Regions from separate parts of the Homo sapiens genome. Here region 2 is linked to region 1. Evidence: chromatin loops called from intact Hi-C (ENCODE). Cell type or tissue: Caco-2. All regions are shown on one strand.

Evidence for each region. Hi-C counts contacts between places; a loop is a spot of excess contacts. Peaks named below come from ENCODE experiments on the same cell type or tissue, not always from the same donor. Only the 100,000 strongest peaks of a DNase experiment are listed, where the experiment ranks them.
Region 2: it touches region 1 in a loop (17-fold over the local background); 3 of 110 quality-filtered maps call a loop at or near these places.

The regions. Positions count from the first base shown.
Region 1 is chr11:80,723,309-80,731,308 of GRCh38, reverse strand. LOC105369409 (a long non-coding RNA gene) reads right to left here. Exons shown (of 3, transcript XR_001748502.2): 2 at 2,900-2,948. Among named protein-coding and RNA genes, the nearest start is that of LINC02720, 35 kb to the left of the region's middle. In Caco-2, no CTCF peak of the experiment used is centred here; a DNase peak (open chromatin) is centred at 3,748.
Region 2 is chr11:81,233,008-81,241,007 of GRCh38, reverse strand. No RefSeq gene overlaps it. Among named protein-coding and RNA genes, the nearest start is that of LINC02720, 470 kb to the right of the region's middle. In Caco-2, a CTCF peak has its summit at 3,683 (motif pointing right); a DNase peak (open chromatin) is centred at 3,677.

The sequences.
Region 1 (8,000 bases):
CTATAAAACACAGGAATAAGCAATACTTTCATTAAGACATTTTGGGGAGTGTTATTTATATCAAATTGAGAAGGTTTTTAGAAAGAAATAGTTTAATTGGAGTAGCATCTAGTATTTGTTGAACACTTACTGTCCGTTAAGGACTGTGCCAAGTGCTTATTGCACATGATATTAAGTCATTGTAGCAGCCCTGTGGAGGGAGTGTTTTTGCTGTTTGGGTACAGGAATATTAATGTTTCATAGCAAATAAATAGAGAAGCTGAGATTTCAACACATACCTGCCTGAATTTGAAGTCTGGCCTTTAAACAAGGTGTGCCAATGCACAACTTCAGATAGAGGTAATGGTTCTGGATGGGAGGTTTGGAGGCTAAGAACAGGTTCGCTAAATTAGGGCTTCATGTGACTGCTTAGGATTCCTGCAAACATTGACTTTGAAGCAGCATCATCACATCATATTCAAACTTTGCAACTTGCTTACTGTGTGACCTTGCCTACCTTATTCATTGTCTCTGAGCATCATGGTTTTATCTATAAAAGAATGATAATGGCTGGGCACAGTGGCTCACACCTATAATCTCAGCACTTTGGGAGGCTGAGGCGGATGGATCATTTGAGGTCAGGAGTTCAAGACCAGCCTGGCCAAAATGGTGAAACCCCATCTCTACTAAAAATACAAAAATTAGCCAGGCATGGTGGTGTGCACCTGTAATCCCAGCTACTTGGGAGGGTGAGGCAGGAGAATTGCTTGATCCTGGGAGGCGGAGGTTGCAGTCAGCCAAGATCGCACCACTGCACTCCAGCCTGGATGATAGAGTGAGACTGTGTCTCAGGAAAAAAAAAAAAAAGAAGAAGAATGATAACAGCATACACTTTATAAGAACACTGGGTGGTTTAAAGTAAAATGTGTATCAAAGCACCTATCCTGAGCTTGGTACATAGAGTTGATCTGTAGATGTTTGCTTCTTTCTAAGTGCCGTTTCCTGAAGATAATTCAGAAAAAGAGCTCTCTGCCTACTTCAGTGACTATGCCAAGGGTTTTAGAGCAGAGCATCTCAAATTCAGGAATCCCTTGAGAATTTTGTTAAATGCAAATTCCAATTCAATAGGTTTTGGATGGGGCCTGAGACTTTGCTTGTCTAATGAGATCCCAGGAGATAGTTATGCTGGTCTTCTATGACCACATTTTCATCAACAAGGTTTGTATTGTTTATCTTTTGTGCTGTTATTAAGTACCTCCAGTTCCAAGTCAATTTCTTCCTCCTTGCTTTTATACCAAACAAAAAACAGCTGTTTTCAGAATCACAGGTGGTGGTGATATTGGACACCTTCCCAACACACTGAATGCTTATTATTTAAAAAAAAAAATTGAACAGGAGAAAAAACCTATATAAACAATTACAGTTACACTAGTGAGCATGCCTCTACTGCTTTAGAGTTTACAGTGTGCAATCCCAGAATATTATAGCAGATATTCTTTGAAAGTCTACTATGTCTAAGGCAGTGAGGGAACAGAATCTCATGATGCTCATAAATTTGCAGGACAGAAGAACAGGAAATTTAGTGACAACGGGATTATTTAATAGCATCTATAGTAGTCGTATAGTCAAAATCATACTACTAATCAATTAGTAGGCTTATTAATCAATGATTAGGCTACTAATCAATTGACCTTTAGTTCACGGAAAGGGAGATTACTTCATTAAATCAACCAAATCTAATCACATTATTCTTTAAAAGCACAGAATTGTCTTTAACTGGTAGCAGAAGAGGAAATCAGAGAGATCCAAAGAATGAAAAATACTTGCTATTGTGGGTTTGAAGGTGAAGAGAGCCATGTGAGAAAGCAGCCATTCACAGTATCTTTTAAAAGATTGTATTGATATGACTCAGCTCAGGATTGAGGCACTCTACCAGGAGAGGATAGATAATATGCTATCTACCTATACTGTGCCTAATAAATCTTACAGCATCATCACTCCCTTCATCCTGTCAGTATCATTATTTAACAAAGATCTATAGTGGAAGTATGTTCAAAATCATACAGTAACATAGAGGTGGACATTTGTGTCTCCTGCAGAGGTAAGAATGAGGTGAGGGAAGACTTTCCAGAGGATATTATATCCTCCCAAGCATAACCATCATGATTATCTTTGTCATTGTCATGCATTGTCACCATCCTTACAATCATCAAATAGCATTATTTGACAACTTACTGCTTACCAGGTACTGTGCCAGGCAATGATATGCGTGATCCCAAACAATTCCCATAACCTCATCATGACTTTAGTACTGTTATTATCCCCATTCTATAGACAAGAAAATGATGCTTACCAAAGTAAAAGAGTTTGCTTAGTGTTAAACAGCAGGTCCTTAATTCAAACCCAGCACTTACCAAACAGCCTATGATCTTAATCATGATGCCACTACTACCTCATTTCATTTGATTCAAGATAATTGATCATAACAAGTTTTATAGATATGGCTGGAATGTTGTTTCCATTTTACAATTGAAGACCCTGAGGTTGATATACATTATTTTCCCAAGTAATTGTGTAAAATGTGAGAGCCATACTCAAAGGTTTCTAACTTCAAGTTTTACATTTTTCTATCACATTTTGTAGATCCTCAAATAAAAGTAAGATAGGCAAGTTATGAAGTCCATATACACATGCATTTATATTTGACATATGCATGCCAGAGAAACAGATCCCTTCATTTCACAGCCCACAGGTCTATAAATATTATTCTGCTCATTTCAAGTCTTTGAGTTAGTAATAGCATGGTCTGATTTTTATCTTTGGTTCCATTTTCCCTTTGAGCTTTATTTTTATTTCTCCTGCTTTTCTTGATTTTGGGGAAAGATTTTTTAACATTATTAACTCTACAGCTTTTACTCACCCTTTGAAGAGGTCCTACTGAGTAATGATCTTCTTTCACCTTCTGAATGCTGGAGAAGAAATTTTTATAAATATTATTGGCTGGAAGGGATGTTTATCTTTAGCTCAGGAAAGCATTATCACCTGTACCTCTTAGTTCTTTTAACTTTCTTTCCTCACTCTTTCTACTTCTTTGCATTGTCTTTCTTCTCACCTTTTCCTGTCTCTTTTTTTTTCTTTCCTCCTCACCATCGTCCCTTCTTTCTCCCTGACCTCTCTTCCTCTCTTGAATTTAGCAGGTAAACAGTGTATTCTCATTTAAAATTTCACAGTTGGTTTTCTGCATTTCTAAATAGTGTTGTGTAATGAACTGGGCTTTGCAGTCCAAACATAACCAGCTAATATTTTATCTTTACCTTTTGTTGACTTTGTAATCCTAGGCAAATTGAAGTCTCTTAGACTTAATTTGCCCTTTTAAAAAATGGAGGTAATAATACCTTTTCCATAATACAGATACAAATCTAATATTGCCTGAGAGAAGGTACATAATGGAAAACTCTCTTCCAGTTAAAGAAAATATTTTAAAACTGGGGCCAGGCATGGTGTTAGGCATTCCTTTTTGTGTTTGTCTCCATGAATTGGTATGGCTCAATCTTGCATTAGATTGTAAAATTCCTATTGGCAGAGACTGCTTCTCAGTCATATTTTGTCCCAGTTGCCCAACACAATATGTGATAGATGCTCAGTAAGTAGGATGTTTGTTAAATGGAGCCAAAAGTGAGGCCAGATCAAGCCGAGGATGCAGACTTTACCATCAGACAGCCTGGGTGCTCTCGTTTCACTTTCACCCCCAGAGCAGCCTCTGCTACAAGGAAAGCATCCAGGTTGGTCCCTCTGCTGGTGAGAGATTGTTGGCAGCATTTCCCTCTAAATTGGAGAGTAGAAGAAAAGACTGCTCGACCAGCTGTCATCAACAACTTAGAAAACTTAAATGTTTAGGCAATTATAAGTTTCCCTTGGTGTTCTCTAATGTTCTTTTCAAAGATACTATTTTTTTAATCAACTGCACAAAAGCCTCACAAAAATAGCACAGTGCTGTACTCCAGCCCACAAAGATGCAGAAGAACATGGTTATGCATTTCCACTCTGGAAACTTCTACATTGCTTTTGAGGCACTGCTGCCCACTCCTGACATGCTGATGCACCCAGGGTCTCTGCCCTGTGTTCCCAGAGTCTTGCTGACTCTACATTCTCTCCTTGAGCAAACAACAGTCATTCCATCTGACACCTCACAAAACTCTACACTTCTGATCTGGCTGTCCAAATTTACCCTACCTACTCATCACCTTTTAAATATTTTACAAATGTCTGACAGGCGCCTGAGTTCATCACAGGAATAAAGTTTATATTACCCATCTAAGCTCGTTCTCTTTCTGTATTTCCTACCTTAGAGAGTAGCGTAAGCAGCCACTTAATTCTCACAACAGTCATATGAGAAGATATTATTATCTTTGTTTTGCTCAGTAGAAACCTAAAACTTGAAGACATCAGTTAGATGTAAAGCAAAAGAGCCTGCCTTCAATCCCAGATCATCCTACTCCAAAACTGTGTCTCTTCCAGTAAGCTTTACTAGAAAGGGAAGAACAGAGAAGTAGAAGGAAAAAAAATTTGTTCATCAGTGGAGCAATTAAGATCCCCTAGCTATTGCTTCTAGTATCACTCAAATGAACCTATGTCTTTTCCTGGATCACCCACCCTGCTAAATAAATAGCATAAATTTAATGATATAATGAGATTGAAAATAATTGAAGTTATTTTATTTTATTCAATCACATTACATACCTTTTGAGATTACATCTGCAAGTACTCTCTGCTTCAGCCATTGCTGAAACAATTCCTTATTAATAGAAAATAATTTCATACTTCTAGCATGGTATAATCAAAACTAATAGAAAGAGGAAGTGACAAATTGACCTTGTACTCAAATAAGTACTAATTTGAGAACTTCCTATGAGCAAAACACCATTCTTGCCTTACATGCAAGGCATAGATAAAATAGCAAAGAGATTTCAATATTATTTATAAAGATAAGGCATTTTAAAAGTACATTGAACTGCTATTATCCTCTTTTTGTCATTGTCTAGATCATGAATGATGTTAAGGTTAGATGATATAGAGTCAGCCCAACATGGTACACTTAAAGGGAAGGGGGAAAATGTTAGGAGGATTTATAGGGCTTTGTTTGTGTTGCTAAGGGGTTTGTCAACTGTAAGAGACTATCTTGCCTTTTTGAGGTGGTGATTAATTTTTTGAAGACTTCTCTATTATCTAGGATTGCTATAATATTCATTATTTAAACTATTAAGTATACCTATCTTCATAAACTTTGTATTGAGAGTCTGATGGAAATAATTATTCAAAAATCCAAATTGACTTTATGTAATGCAGAAAGTAATGGGCAATATTTGCTCTGCATAATCTGCCATAGGCAAAAAGGTGCCTAGTAAAGGGAGAGGAGCTGCAAGACACTCAGATGGTTCTTCCTACAGACAAAACCATGAACGAGATCTCCATTGCCAGAAAGTTTTCTGCAGCTTTGAAGGTTCAAAAACATAGATCAATGGAAAATGTATGGGATTGAAAATCAGGTAGATCAGGGTTTGGACTTCATTCTGTACCCCTTTCTAATTAGTTACTTTGGGCAAGTATAATCATCTTTATGCTTAAGTTTCTACATTTTAAAAATAACATAAAACTTTATCAGTGACAGAGTTGTTGATGTTTAAATACTTGTTGTTGCTATTGTTAAGACCTTACCAAGTTCAGTGCTTCATACATGGAAGAAACTTAAGAAACTTAATATGTGGAAGAAACATAACTATAGCTCTTATGTTGCTATTTGTCTGTCAAATTCACACTGGCCAAGCTTGAGAGATTACTATATAAAGCAGTCAAGGTATTAAATAGGGGCATATCCCAATCATGTAAACAAAATTTATTGTCTTTTATGCAAAATGTTTTCCTCCCCAATGTAGAGATATAAGCCAGGTTAGCAAACATATATAAATTATTAAGCATTAAAACAAAGCAAGACAGACATTGAAGTCCAGTTCCTAGGTATTTACTCAGGAGAAATGAAAATATGTGTCCACACAAAGACTTGTGCTCAAATTTTCATGACAGATGTATTCACATTAGCCAAGCCAAAAAATACAAATGTCTATGAACTGAGGCATAGAATTTATAAATAAATTTGGTATATCTATACAATAGAATAATATTCATTGAAAAGAAACTAACTATTGATATACACAAAGCATGGCTATAACTCAAAACATCACGCTAAATGAAAGAGACCACACATAAAACTTTATGATTTCGTTTATATGAAGTTCCAGAAAAGGAAAAGCTGCATTGACAGAAATGATGCCAATGGTTATCAGGGCCAGGGGTGGAATGGGAATATATTGACTGCAGAGAAACATAAGGGAAGGTTTGGGGTATTGGAAATACATATTAATATTCTCTATTATGACTACCATTACAGTACTATCTACACTTGTTAACATTTATCAAATTGGACACTTAAATCATTGAATGTTGTTGTTTATAAAGCTTATCTTAATAAAGTTAATGTAAAAAAAAAGAATAAAAATTTTAAGTGACTTTTTAAAGTCAAGCTCAAAGGTATTTTATTTCCTATTTTTCTAGTGACCAGATTGTTCTAATATGAGCAGATGTGGCCAAAACACAGAATCTCTCTGACATCATATCTCATGCCAGACTGGCCTTCTAGTGCCTACACATTATTGCCCTAATTTGACTGATGAGGAAACTAAAACTTGATGAGGCTATGTAGCTGAAATGTAGAAGAGCTGGCTGGACTGCAATCCCAGTTCCTCTCACTCCAAAACCTGTCTCTTCCAATAAACTCTACCAGAGAAGAAAGGACAGGAAGAAAAAGATGAAAAGTGCTATAACAAGAAATACACACACACACACACACACACACACGCACACACATACACACACGTGGAATGCTGTAGGGATAACTTACAAAACCCTATTTGACCCCTAATATATTCCTTCTGTAACATTAGCTGATCTACAAGTAGAATTTCTTTTGCCTAAGTTGGTAATTAATGATGTTGGCAAACCCTTTCTCCTGTTTTTCCCAGAAACACAGCCAAGCTACATTTCCCAATGTCCCTTATGGTTATATTGGTCATATGACTGAATTATAGCTAATCAGAAGTGATACATACAACTTATAGGCATGAACATAAAACCCTTCCACATGTTCCTCTGTGAGTTTTGCTCCTTTCAACTTGGGAAAAGAGATGATCTCAAGGGTAACCTCGGGGACCACAAACTCAAGATGCCAGAGCTGTCATAGTCTTGGTTCAAGACTGGCTGTGTGGAGAAGAGCTTCTCCCTGCAAAACAAAACTCACACAAACACTACCACCAACTAATTCCTGTCAAACTAGGGCCTGTCATTAATATGAGCAATAAACAAACTTCTATTGTGTTGAGCTAACCACATTTAATTAGATCTATTTGTCACCATAATCTAGCCTACCCTGACTAATATAAATAGGTTAGAGGCAGTCTGCGTCCTAGTATTAACAGAAGAAAACCTTAAGCAAGTTAAGTTTGATAAAATTTAATGGATCAGGGAACAATTCACAAACCAGGCAGCCCTCAGAACCTAAACAGGTTCAGAGAACTCTGGTCTGCAACGTGGTCAGACAATATTTATGGATAGGAAATGGAAATGAGGTACAGAAAATGAAAGTGAGGTACAGAGATAGCTCGATTGATTATATTTCAGCGTTTGCCTTATTGGAACATAGTTTGAACAGTTGGCCGCCTGCAATTGACTGAAGTTCAACTGCTGTGGTTGGCTGACCCTCAGCTGTTTGTTATAAAAGTATGCTCCTAATTTAGGCTTTCAGTTTATGCACTAAGTTAGGTTTCAGTTTGTTATGTCAGGACTAGAGTATGGAGCATCCTCAGGCCAAATTTAGTTTGATATAACACTAGCATCATAGCAGGCTGAGTCTTTTAATTAAGCCCTTGCCAAATCTTGGATTGTATTATTTCAGTTTCAAATTATGGCCC
Region 2 (8,000 bases), 510 kb before region 1:
GCAATGTCTCTGCAGATTGGTGATCCAATCGACATAGCCAACATTGGCTGAATGCTTTCTACATGCCAAGTGCCCATCTAAGCATCTTAAATATGTTAACGTTTAGTATTTCTAACAGCCCTTTGAGTTAGAGATACTATAGTCTTTATTTTCCACATAAGAAAACTGAGGCACTGAGGTGTTTAATAGATGGCCAAACTGGTATAAGCCTCCTGTCATTCTAAATCTAGAGTCCAACATCTAGACAGTATATGTTATATATGTTATGTTATACTTCATATGCTATACTTCATTAAATATAAATTTGAAAATGGAAAATATTTATTCATTCTTTTAAAAAAAGCATTAATTGAGCACTTTGTGTGCTCAAAGCCCTGTGCCAGAGGTCTGGTGAGATATACCTGACATGAGCATACAATCAAATGATACACTAATAAGAATTGTGAGGCAGAGTAGAATGATTGCTGTAATGATATCAAAAGACAAAAGCCACAGAGAAAGGTGAGGATTCATTCTGATTAAAGAATGTAGGAAATCTTTACAGAAAAAGGATGTTTTAAAGCCCTGGTGAGAGGAAAATAGAATGGCTACTGAGGGAACATCAAGAATAAAATATGTAGAAATAAAAAAAGCCATAACGTATTTGAAAAGCACCAAAGAAACTGGTAGGAAAATAATTCCCACTAGACTCAATTCTTCTGGCCTTTACTTCTACGTTCTCAAACAAAGATGCTCATTAAAATTACTGAGGAACTTCTTCAAAGTGGAGTCACCCTAGCTTTATACCCTAGAGACTCTATTTCCATTGGTAAAAGTTGGGGTTTAGACATGTGGTTTTTTTTTTGTGCCCTCTCAACTAAAAACCACAGTAATTGATTTTTAAATTAGTATTTAATTTAAATACTCTCTCTCCCCTGGTTTATCTTTGTGGGTGGCCAGGCTTTTTTCCATTTTTGCTTTTATAATATACCTTTGAACAACCAGGACAAATCCCAAAATGAAGTGTGGAAAGAAGAATATAGAGTCAAGCATAAATATATCTATCACAATTTATTGTGGTTCTTATACTCTTATACCTTTAAAGCATGTACAGTAGATCTAACCCTTTCATATTGTTACTATGTTTTTCTAAATAGTCCAATATATATATCTTTAAACAATGTTTTTTAATCACAGAATACAAAAAAACAAGAAAAACAGACAATCTCAAAGGAAACATCTAAATCTGAATAATTTGTAATGTACTTTTGCATATATATATATACACAAAATGATTATTAAAACAGACATATATATATATATGCACATACATGCTCACATGCACAGACACACATACACACACACACACACATAAGGATGCAGGTAGAGATTCCCTGGCCCAAGTTCCCAACCTAATGTTTGAAACCTGAAAGTGTAACTTGCTCCTTTATCACCTGTCTCTAGTTTGGGAATCTCTTACCTCTGAGGTCTTCTTCCATGGTTTTCAGTAATCTGAAGCCTTCAGCCTTGCAAGAGCAGCATCCATTCTTCTTTGACAAATACTTTTTCTAGAGCAATGTCTCCTAAAGCTGTCATGGTTAGTTAAAGATGAGTACATACATGAATATATGTGTGTGTGTAAAATGATAATTCACCTGCTTCTTGCACCTCCCTATTATTATACTCTACTTCTCAGGTAGAATTTCTGGCTACTACTCTTGTTGCTCTACCACCTTTCTTCCATGCTTTCCATCTCCTAAGAAAAGATTGCTGTGAGGTGTAGAGTTTCTCAGATAAACTTCTCTAAGGCCCTGCTGACAAGCCCTACAAAATCACAAAGGCAGTTGAGAGTGCCCATACCCTATAATTTGAGGCATTTTTCTTTAGATATGCATCAATACTACAACTACTGCTACTACTACTACTACTAATAATACTAATTGCCACTTATCATGTAACTATCATTGCCAAAGACTTTGCATTCACAAATCCATTATTTAGTTTTATCTTCACTACAGCCCTTTGAGGTAAATATTATTAAACCTAATTGCAGGTGAGGAGTAATGTGTCATGTTTCATAGAACTAAAAAAACAGCAGTGCCAACATTTGAACTCAAGCATGTTCAACTCCAACACCCAGCCTATTAATTATATATATGTATATCTATCTCTCTCTATATATATTTTATTATTTTAGCCTATATTTCATGAGCAACTGCAGTGCATATGTCAGTTCCTGATTTTGGTGCTAAGGATACAAGGATTATTAAGACAGACAGATTTCTGTTTCCTATGAGGGTTACGGTCTAGGAGAGGAAGAATATATTAATCAAATTCTACAAAAAATATGAGATTACAACTTTGGTAAATAGGAAAAAAGGTACATCTTGATACATTTGGGGAATTTAAATGCACATGGAGAGGTCAACTTGGACATGGAGAGGTTTATATGAAGTAACTTGCAAACATATGTATGAAAAATGAGTAAGATTGTTTTTTAGGTAAAGAGAGATGAAAAAAGTACTTCAAGAAGAAGAAACAGCATGTGCAAAGGTTGTGGGGTTTGGAAAGTCATGATGTATTTACAGAGTTAAAGGCCCTTGTGTGAATTGAGGCTGAAGGTGTATGATTGAATAAGACCATGCATCAGTCAAGAGTTTTATCTTTTATGAAGAGCAATGGGAAGCCAGTGGAGGGCTTTAATAAGGAAATTGACCTAACATGGTTTTGTTTCGAAGATTACTCTAGCTGCAATGTGGAGGAGTTTGGAGAAAGGATGAACATAAATATGAGGAAATTAGCCCTGAAGGTAGTCCTGTTGAGAGATAATGGGAACTGGCACTAGACTTATGATGAATGAAGATATTTCAAGAGGTCTGAAATCTATTCAGGAAGTAAAAGTAACAAATTATTAATGGATTGCATTTAAGAGTGTGGGAAAAAGAAGAATCAAAGGTATGTCCCAGGTTCTTGATTTGTTTAACCAGACTGAAAGGGTATCAATTTAATGATAATGGGAATGGTAGAAAAATATATTGCCTCATTATTCTATTAATAATCAACTAATTTATAGGAAATATACAATACTACCAGTAGTCATTCAATTGGCAAATATATTTGAATAATTGCCAAATACTCAAAAAATATATTTGACGTGTTAGTGGCTGCAAAAGATAAAAATGTGCTTGGGACTGTTAAAATACTTACTGGCATGCTAGGAAATCTACTGAGATCACGTACTTATGTCTCTACTGATTAAAATAAGAGTAATCAAATTTATTTACAGGTAGATTTTTTGATAATGTAGCTTACATGTTCAACAAAATATTTGTTGAGTGAATTAATCATAATTCGAAGAGGTAGAGTATTCACAGTCCTTGATGATTAATAGGTATTAAATATTTTACTGATTTAGTGCATTTAATAATGTAGTTCAATATAATGTGTAAAACAAAATAATTTTGAAAATGGAAAAGAATCTTAAAGTTGTTTTTATTTTAATACGAAAGTAAGTCATTACTGTAGTCTTCATATATTAGTTTTGCTATACCTTCATTCTCTCCCATGTCACATGCACACAAAATTAGAATCCAAGAAAAAATTAATGCATCTTTAATGGTGGCCAAATAAGGACATGTATCCACTAGGGAGTCTTTAAAGACATGTATAATGAAGTGTTTATTCCAGCTACTTGAGTAATTCAGGCCACCAGATGTCACTACAGATTAAGCAATGGTGAAAGGCTTTCCACAGTGTAAACTCTACAGAGGCTTCTGACAAGTTAAACAAATTCAAGTGGGTGTTAATTTTAAAATAATAATAATTGGACAGTTGTTTTAACTTCTTTTCTTTTGCCATCCCTCCAGTGCATCTGGAGGAATAAAAATAAAGAATGCCTATATTGCATTCACTGTCTAATTTTGTGTAACTTTTCCTTCTACCCTAAAAAAAAAATGATGTTACAGTTCAGCAGAGCATGTTTTTTGTTTCAGCAATTTGTTTGATTCTGAGCAATATTTTTCAAACTCCACTTTACTCTGACTTCATAAAAGAAGACTGCCCCAGCTCACTTATATTAATGAGCCTTTACACAACCACCTTGCTTGTAAGGGGTGCAGCACAGGCTGAATGTGTTTCCATTATAATGGCCATGTATAACGGGTAGTTAATAATGAAGAAAATTAATTAGCTGAATGTCACCAGAAACCTATATTGTGTGGCAAATGAACAGGGGGCAACCAGTTTGAGTTTTAATTTCTGCAGTGAGCTTTTGTTGTAAAACTCCTTTCCTCCAAATGAAATTGAGCAGAGAATTAACGGCATGAAAAATGGCTGGTGGAACCTGGTGAGAGGCCTTGATTACAAGAGAGTTTGTTTTTTCTGTAGAAGTTCCCACAAGTTTCTCATTGGAAAAAGAGGTTATATTCTTTCATTACCTGAATTTTATTGTGTAAGCCATGGACAAATAAAGAAACTGAGTCAGATATAGTCTTTGAGCAAAGCTAGATTTTAGGTCCGTATAAATTAGAATCAGAATTCTTTTGGTGAAGTAATTTCAGCTCAGATTTATTGATATAGAACTGAATATCTCACACATTTATTCAACAAATAGTTATTGACACCCTACTGTGCACAAGATACTTTTCCAGGTGCTAAGGATGAAGCAGTGAACAAGTCACCTGCTTTCCTGAAGCTCCTCTTCTATCTATTACAGAAGAGCATGGGGAATATGGAGATAAGGAGAGAAAAAATAAATGGTTTAGCAATAAGTAATTTTTGTTATGTTCTATAAAAATACACTACTAGGACAGAGAATAAGTTGAAAATGATAGAACAGGGGGACATCTTTAGATAGGGTACATACAGAAGTCCTCTCTGAGGAGGTGGCATTTGACTTGATATTGAAAGAAAAAAAAAAGAGCCAAATTTGTTAAGTTTTAAGCATCTGGGAGAGAAACATAAGAGTTCCAGCTTTACAACATTTATTTCATAGCTTAAGAAAGAAATTGAGTCCCTATCTCATTATCAATTTGAAAAATGCTCAGTGAGGAATATTGGCCCAGTTGCTGATACTTAGAGCAATTAACTCTGCCTAAGAAGACAGGGTTAAAGTAAGCAAATGACTTCCAATTAGAGTCACATATTTGGAGTAGTGGTAGGAGTAGCCCCCATAGAAGGATGGGGGCAACAGTAGGTGTCTACTTACTGCAAGATCTAATGGAAATTTACTAGATTTTGGTAAAAATGGCAAACTGGCATACACACACCTCACTGGTGACAGAATGAACTGTGCAAATCTTATTGAAAACAATTTGGAAAGTTATTTCAACAGTCAGAAGGATGTTCACACTTTCTTTGACTCATCAATGCATCTTGATAATGAATATGAATATTATTCATCTTATGAATAATATTTTTCAAAAAACAGTATGGTATGCATGAAGATGCTCATTACAGTGTCATTTAATAATGAAAAATAAGAAATAGGCTGAACACTCAACAATATTTGAGAAGTTGTGAAAGTATGACACATCAGCTTGATGAAATAATAAGCACTCATCACAGCAATAATTAAGAGGATCATGAAACAAAAAGGACAGTGAAATATGTTAAAGTAAAAGCATGGTTTGAAATTATATCTGTGGGTTTTTTAAATTTTATGTTGAGTATATGAATTCATTTGGGCAAAAAGCAAAAGAAAACCTGGGGGAAAAGGCTAGTTTACTTTATATAGTTAATAAAACATTAGCTTATTTGATATATTTAATAAAAACATTGGAGACATACAGTATTTTGCCAGATTTAGAGTAGGAAGATAAATAAGTCTTCCTTATTAATAATAAGCACCTCATTAGGCCTCCTATCAATTCAGGTAGTCAGTACGTACATACAGAAGCAGGAGGAGTTACTTGCTATTGTAGCAAGCTCACAGGTTGGGGGAAGTGGGTGAAGGAAGAGCACCATTATTTCTTGAGTATCTGTTGTGCATTAGTCTCTTTATGAAAAATTTTATCTGTATATTTCATTAAGACCTAAAAAACTCTATAATTTACATTGCATCATGCTCTACATTATTTGCAGGTAAACTGAAATTCTGACGAAATAATTTGATTACATTCTCTGTTGCAATAAGTAGTAAATCCATAATTTAAATATATAGCTTTGGGTTCCCAAACAGTACTCTGCTTTCTCCTTGGAAATACGAATTTAAAAGGGGGAAGAGGAAATTAGGGAAACGAGGAGAATGTCCTCACAAAGCATAGACGTGGCTTTTGCACTGGGTCTAAGCTGCAGTGTGGAGGCTTTGTAGGGACATTTTTCTAAGTCTTGGAAACTGCATATACAAAGAAAGGCACTGAGACCTGAGGCAGCACAATGTGTTTTGTACATTGCATATTTAGAGTGGCTGCAGATGGGCCTCCATATGAGGGAAGAGCAGGACATGAGATGAAGAATTTGCATTTGAATGATCTATAGGCTATGATAAGAAGCGTGAACTTAATACTTAAATGGTGGAAAGCTAAAGAATCTTCAAATTTATAAGGGGGCTTTACTTGTTCCTTTTGTCTAGCTGTACCTTTTCCAATTGCAGAGGCCAGAGACAGACACCAAAATGAAAAAATATCCACTGACACCTCAAATGTAGTTCTGCCACACATTATCATAATTTCTGCTGACAGAATCACAGAAATTTACATTAGAACAATTTGAAATCAGTTCTTTTGTGGGTCTTTCAGTACAATGTTTCTCTCTGTTCAATCTTGCCTTTATGTTAAATGAGATTTGCTTATCCATGTTGCTGTTTCTTGTTATTGTTGTGATTTTCCTACCCTTTTCAGATCTCTATCATCAAGAGCATTGCTATGGAAATAGGATCTTTGTTTAAAATTTCATTAGCTATCTTGATAAACAAAATATTCTGTTATTTCTAGTATTTTACACTCAAGCCTATGAGCATTTGAATTTCCAAAGGACTCTAATTTTTTAAGAAGCCTTATATGTAGTATATAATCTTTGCACTATTTTGGCCATAGCACGGCATTCAACCAAAAGATATATGGATATATATATATATATATATATATATATATATATATGAATACAGATATATATATATATATATATGAATACAGATATATATATATATATGAATACAGATATATATATATATGAATACAGATATATATATATGAATACAGATATATATATGAATACATGTGTTTACATATATATATGAATCTGTGTATATATGTGTTCACATATATACATAAATATATATGCATAAAAATAAGCATTAGATTTTCCATATACATTATAAAAGTATAAATATATGCACACAAATAGACTATATATACATTTTATGGTAAATGTATAGTAAAAAATGTATTATTTATTATATAATATGCTTCTATGGCCATAGACAAGTATATATTTAAAAGAAAATGTAGACAATGCTTAAAGATATATCTAGAATTGCATATCTGTACAATTACAGAGCAAGGTCTAGATCACAAGGCTTAATCCTAGATCCAATAATGATTAAAATTAAAGTGTGGCCCAAAATAGATCTATAGCTAATATTTCTACCTGCAGTTTTTTTTTTATTTATTGAAATAATAATTTTGAATGTTATAGATGTCACTCTTTGACTTCTGGAGAAGGATAAGCTGCATATTCAATATGATAGATAACATGCAAAGATCATTGCTTGTAAAGAAAGAATCCAAAAGAAACAAAACATTGCAACATGAAGAGGAATTTGCTTTAAAGCAACATTTTTCTAGATTGTCCGTGAGCTATCACTTTTCCTGAAAGCCTTATCTTCAGATTTATCACAATAACAAATAGCAGTGTTTCCAGCCTCACCACATCATCACAATTGCACACTGAAATAAAATAAAGGCTATTGTCTAAAAAAATTAACCTTCAAGACTGATAATAGCTGAATTATTTTGTTGAGAAACTTATAACAACCATGATACATTGAAGCCTCTCTTCATTCTTAAAAATAATCTTAAAAC